Linked DNA regions of Homo sapiens: region 1 is linked to region 2. A link is an interaction called in ENCODE POLR2A ChIA-PET data of the cell type or tissue named here. Cell type or tissue: endothelial cell of umbilical vein. All regions are shown on one strand. Links, peaks and the distances in the headings refer to the core of each region. The heading gives the core; the rest is flanking DNA. Region 1 has its middle 15 kb from the start of GNG10. Region 2 has its middle 12 kb from the start of DNAJC25.

Evidence for each region. ChIA-PET counts read pairs that join two places held together with the same protein. Peaks named below come from ENCODE experiments on the same cell type or tissue, not always from the same donor. Only the 100,000 strongest peaks of a DNase experiment are listed, where the experiment ranks them.
Region 1: POLR2A ChIA-PET joins it to region 2 with 6 read pairs; 10 of 35 experiments call an interaction of 5 or more read pairs at or near these places.

What each region holds. Positions count from the first base shown.
Region 1 is chr9:111,675,639-111,678,560 of GRCh38, reverse strand. No RefSeq gene overlaps it. Among named protein-coding and RNA genes, the nearest start is that of GNG10, 15 kb to the right of the region's middle. RefSeq lists an enhancer at 18-312 and a silencer at 18-312. In endothelial cell of umbilical vein, for the core only: no CTCF peak of the experiment used is centred there; no DNase peak of the experiment used is centred there.
Region 2 is chr9:111,618,311-111,621,232 of GRCh38, reverse strand. No RefSeq gene overlaps it. Among named protein-coding and RNA genes, the nearest start is that of DNAJC25, 12 kb to the left of the region's middle. In endothelial cell of umbilical vein, for the core only: no CTCF peak of the experiment used is centred there; a DNase peak (open chromatin) is centred at 1,152; H3K27ac peaks cover 652 bases.

The sequences.
Region 1 (2,922 bases), core at 102-2,601, 57 kb before region 2:
GAGTTGTGGCACCACTGTGGGCATTGCTGAAACCAGGAGATAAACAGACTGCCCTCTGTCGAAACCTAACACACTTCTGTGTATAGCTTGGGCTTGGAAAGCTCTGGGCTTTGGTGCAGAGCAAAGGTCAGTTGGCTGGCTTGCTAAATGGCCATCACTGCAGGGCCCCAGCAAGTACGCATGAGGCGCTGAGGATAGGGTATGAGGAGCAGCAGAATGGGCTAAGACTCAGAGCCACATTGTCTGAGGCTCCCAGCTATAGCACTACTGCCTTCATGAAGAGCTAAAAAAAGCTGCGCTTTGCCTAGCATTGGAGAAAACCACGTTAGACCCAGGAAGACATACCCATTCCTTCCTCCTGGAATATCTCTCCAACACCTTCTATGAACAAATCAGCATTATGCCAGTTGGCAAAGAAAAGATATTTAAAGGATCCAGATCCATTTTCACAAAACCAATGAAGTATGACTTTGGAGATGAGAGGCAACAAAAGGGTAATTGAGACAGGATTAAATTTTGTGGGGAAATTAAATTGGAAGTATGATTTTAGAGAAAAAAAAGAATCATGTAAAATTTCTGACTAAAGGAGAGTACGGTTTGTATATTTTTAAATGGATGATGGTAGGTTTCAAATGATGATGGTATTTGTATTCCATTGAATATATTTAAAAGAAGAATGAAATAATTTCATGTTAAAATGCTAGACTTTTAATAAAATTATATATTAAAATATATACTTAAACTTACGATGATATATATAAACTTATGATATATATTATATATATTTAAACTTATGATAAACATTTAGATGCCGACTGTAAAATGGAGGTACACAGGGTTGACATTATTTCATTTAGGTTGCATATAAGCAAAAATGTTTGAAGACCACAAGTATAATCCACCTTTATTTCCTGACTTCTGAAATTATCACCCTATCACTACCATAATTAACCTCTACCTTCTTAGATCCAAAGGACATTCAGACATCACCTTAATTGACCTCTCTTCAGCATTTGATACTTCTTCCTTTTTTAAACAAGCTTAACTTGACTTAACACCGCCTATCCTACTTTCCTCTTTCTACTACACTTTCACCGTCATGCATGCTTGCTACAGGAATACATTCTCAGAAATGCATCATTAGGCGATTTCATCATTCTGTGGACATGATAGAGCGTAATTCACAAACCTAGGTTGGGTAGCCCACTACACACCTAAGCTGTATGGTGTAACTTATTGCTTGTAGGCTACAAACCTGTACAGTACATTACTGTACTGAATATTGTAGGCAATTGAAACACAATGGTAGGTATTTGTGTGTCTAAACATAGAAGGATACAGTAAAAATACAGTATAAAATACTGCATACAGTGTAAGAATACAGCACAAAATATAACATCCGCATAGGGTTCTAATGGGAATTGCTGGCCCTTCAATTCATTGCTGGTGATAGTGATGCTCACCTCTGAGGTCTTTTGAGGGGCTTTACTCCAAGTCCCTAAGCCCAGCCCAAGTCTGCAGGCCTCACCAAACATCAGCTGTCTCTTCCAATTATGGATGGGCATAAGATATTCCTTCCCTTGCCACTGAGACTCAGAAGATAACTGGGGAAAAATACCAGGATGTCCCATTTCCTTGCCTCTCACAATAGAAGACTCCTTAACTACACCCAATAATTAGGCCTGCCCTAAAACAAGGGATCCAACAATTTTAATAAGTAGAGTAGCCTGGGTTGAGGGGGATGAAGAGTGCAAACTATAGTAATCCAAAATGAGAGCTGAGAAAAAAATGGCATGTATTGAGGCAATTATTGGACTTATTCCTAATTCAAACATAATACCCATAAAGAAAAGGATCAATGTGGGGGTCCATTTTGGATCCATGATCTATATTAAATGGCAAAAAAGGAGAAAGTGTATTTGCAGAATTATCTGGTAATACTAAGGGGCCTGCAAAATGAGAAGGTTAAAAAAAAATGTGCATTACATCCTGTAACAATCTAGAATTAAAGGAGCTGTGAGGGGAAGCTTATGCTACTTCTATAGGATGGAATCCCACTGTTATGGGATTCCAAACCATCCTGTTGATAGAAAGTATTTTGGAACTGTTTGATTTTATAGGCAAATACCATCCCTCAATCAGTTAGGGTAAACTTAACATGATATATGGAATTGTTTTGTTTCCACAGACGATTTATGGTGATATTCCAGTCACAATCTTTTTTTAAAAATCTTATTTAGAAATGCTGAGACAAGCTTTTTCTAGGTAAATAACTAGATAAATAAAAATTAAAGGAACTTTTAATAAATATCTGTTTGATACAGGACAATAATCCAAACAAATTTCGAACAAAAGGCTTTAGACTGCAATTTTTGGAAGGGGCAGAAAGAACGCAGTATACCTTACTGAAGAATAGTAGTCATGGCCAAATGTGGTGGCTCATGCCTGTAATCCCAGCACTTTGGGAGGCTGAGGCAGGCAGATCACTTGAGGTCAGGAGTTCGAGACCAGCCTGGCCAACATGGTGAAACCTCATCTCTACTAAAAATAAAAAAGTTAGCCAAGAGTAGTGGTGCATACCTGTAATCCCAGCTACTCAGGAGGCTGAGGCAGAAGGATCATTTGGACCTGCGAGGTGGAGGTTGGGGTGAGGCGAGATCATGCCACTGCATTCCAGCCTGGGTGACAGAGTAAGACTCCATCTCAAAAAAAAAATAATGGTAGTCATTATCAGTCCCACTTGCTTCTCATCAAAGAGAAAAACCATCTCTATGGCAGTTTCTGCACATCTCAGCTCCCATGTGAAGATTTTTGCCATAATTTCTCAGAACCTCTTAAACTGACCACCATCTACCTACACCCAAAGTGTCAACATAACCAATCCACCATTCTTGTCTGCCCCTGCAACTAAATAGAAGCACC
Region 2 (2,922 bases), core at 112-2,611:
TTAAGAAATGAGCTGGGCGTGGTGGCTCACACCTGTAATCCCAGCACTTTGGAAGGCTGAGGCAGGCAGATTGCCTGAGCTCAGGAATTTGACACCATCCTGGGCAATACAGCGAAACCCTGTCTTTGCCAAAAATACAAAAAATTAGCCAGGTGTGGTGGTGAGCGCCTGTAGTCCCAGCTACTCGGGAGGCTGAGGCAGGAGAATCACTTGAACCTGGGAGGTGGAGCTTGCAGTGAGCCAAGATCGCGCCACTGCACTCCAGCCTGGGCAACAGAGCAAGACTCCGTCTCAAAAAAAATAAAAAAAAAAAAGATGGAAATTTTTCATGAAGTTGTTTACATGAAATTTAAGGGTATGCATTAAAACTCATAATATTCAAGAAAAAATGACAAATTTGGGAATAGATATAGTAAATTTGACAAAGAATTAGTATATTTTACATAAATATTTATATACTTTATTTTAAAAATTAAAAGGTATAATTAAAATCATTTTAGGCCAGGTGCAGTGAGTCACGCCTATAATCCCAGCACTTTGGGAGGCCGAAGTGGGCGGATCACTTGAGGTCAGGAGTTCCAGACCAGCCTGGCCAACATGGTGAAACCCCATCTCTACTAAAAATACAAAAATTAGCTGGGCATGGTGGCAGGCACCTGTAATCCCAGCTAGTAGGGAGGTTGAGGCAGGAGAATCACTTGAACCCGGGAGGCAGAGGTTGCAGTAAGCCGAGATCACGCCACTGCGCTCCAACCTGGGTGACAGAGCAAGACTCTTTACAACAAAACAAAACAAAACAAAGTCATTTTAAATAGTAATGATCTTGAATGGACATTCTCAGAAAAGGAAATCAAACCAGTCAGGATAAATGGAAAGACTTAATTTGATGAGTAATCACAGGAATGCAAACATTAACCACAAATTATCATTTTCCTGACAAAATTAGCAATGATTCTAAAACTTGCAATAGCCAATTTTAGCAAGACCGATCGAAGAGGACAGCTGACACTTTTCTCAGGGCTGCATAAATTCCTAATTGAGACAACTTTTTGTAAAGCAATTTGGTGACTGTAATACATAGACTAGAAGAGCCCAGGTATTGTTTCAACTCCCAGAAAGTATTTATACCCTTTGACTCAATACTTTTCTGTCTTAAGGAAAGAATTCAAAATATGGAAAAGGATGTATGCACAAAGATGTTTATTCTGGCACTATATATGTGTTACCAGGCCACACCAATCTAGAGTTGCAAATGAGGTCAACATAATAACAATAAAAGCATTCTTCTATGGCTGGGCGCAGTGGCTCACGCCTGTAATCCCAGCACTTTGGGAGGCCGAGGCAGGTGGATCACCTGAGGTCAGAAGTTCGAGACCAGCCTGGCCAACATGGTGAAACCCTGTCTCTACTAAAAATACAAAAATTAGCCAGGTGTGGTGGCTCATGCCTGTAATCCCAGCTACTTGGGAGGCTGAGGCTGGAGAATCGTTTGAACCTGGGAGGCAGAGGTTGCAGTGAGCCAATATCGCGCCACTGTACTCCAGCCCAGACGACTGAGCGAGACTCCGTCTCAAAAAAAAAAAAAAAAAAAAAAAAAAAAAAGCATGCTTCTAACTGTCCCAGTCTGCTCCATGAGGCCTGCAGCTGCCAGTAAAGCTTTGTGTTGTATCACTAGGTTGTCTTGGGTACCCAGCATCTGCTCCTCTATACTCTGGTATGTTTTCTGTGGCTGCATTAACCAAGAAACTTAGTGATGCCACCCATACCCCTATTAGGATCACTGTTGCTGCTACTACAAGTACTGATGCTACTGCATACATGGCCAGCACTCAATGGTGGATCACTTGAGCCTAGAAATTCAAGACCAGCCTGAGCAACATGACGAAAACCCATCTCTACAAAAAATACAAAAAAATTAGCTGGGTGTGGTGGCACGTACCTGTAACCTCAGCTACTCGGAGGCTGAGGTGGGAGGATCACTTGAGCCAGGAGGTTGAGGTTGCAGTGAGCCAAAGTCACCCCATTGCACTCCAGCCAGGGCAACAGAGCAAGACTCTATCTCAAAACAACAACTCTGTGTGTGTGTGTGTGTGTGTGTGTGCGCACGCGTGCGCAATCATCTCTGACCATGGCTTCTCAGGTTTTGTATAATTTAGTTCACCAGTATATAAACTGTACAAGGTCTCTTGCCAGACAGGAAAAGGTATCTAATTATGAACCTAGACTTTCCTATTTGAAGGCTATGCAAATAAAATAAAATCGTGTTGATGGCTTAATCTTTTTTTTTTTTTTTTGAGACACAGTCTCGCTCTGTTGCCAGACTGGAGTGCAGTGGCACGATCTCAGCTCACTGCAACCTCCACCTCCTGGGTTCAAGCGATTCTCCTGCCTCAGCCTCCCAAGTAGCTGGGACTACAGGTGCATGCCACCATGCCCAGCTAATTTTTGTATTTTTAGTAGAAACGGGGTTTCACCATGTTGGCCAGGATAGTCTCGATCTCTTGACCTCGTGATTCGCCCACCTCAGCCTCCCAAAGTGCTGGGATTACAGGTATGAGCCACCGCCCCCGGCTGCCTTCATCATTTTAAACACAATGCTGAAGTCTTGATTTTCTACAGAATAGAAAGAGAAAGGTTAGTCTTCCTGAAACATGTGAATAGAACATTCCAGAACATAGTCTGTTGAATGTACAAGATTAACTAAGTTTTCAAGGTATTTTGTACTGAAAAAGAAGACATACTGATAACAATTCTATATCTAACTTTCCCATTTGCTCTTCTCTTGGCACAAAGGTATTGTTTCTATTTTTTTTCTTACCTTTTGCTTTCTAAATGGAAAATCCATCTGATTCAATCCTCTTGAATCAATACAAACGCCTCTTTCTCTCTGAAACTCTACAAAAAAAAAAACAAAAAAAAAAC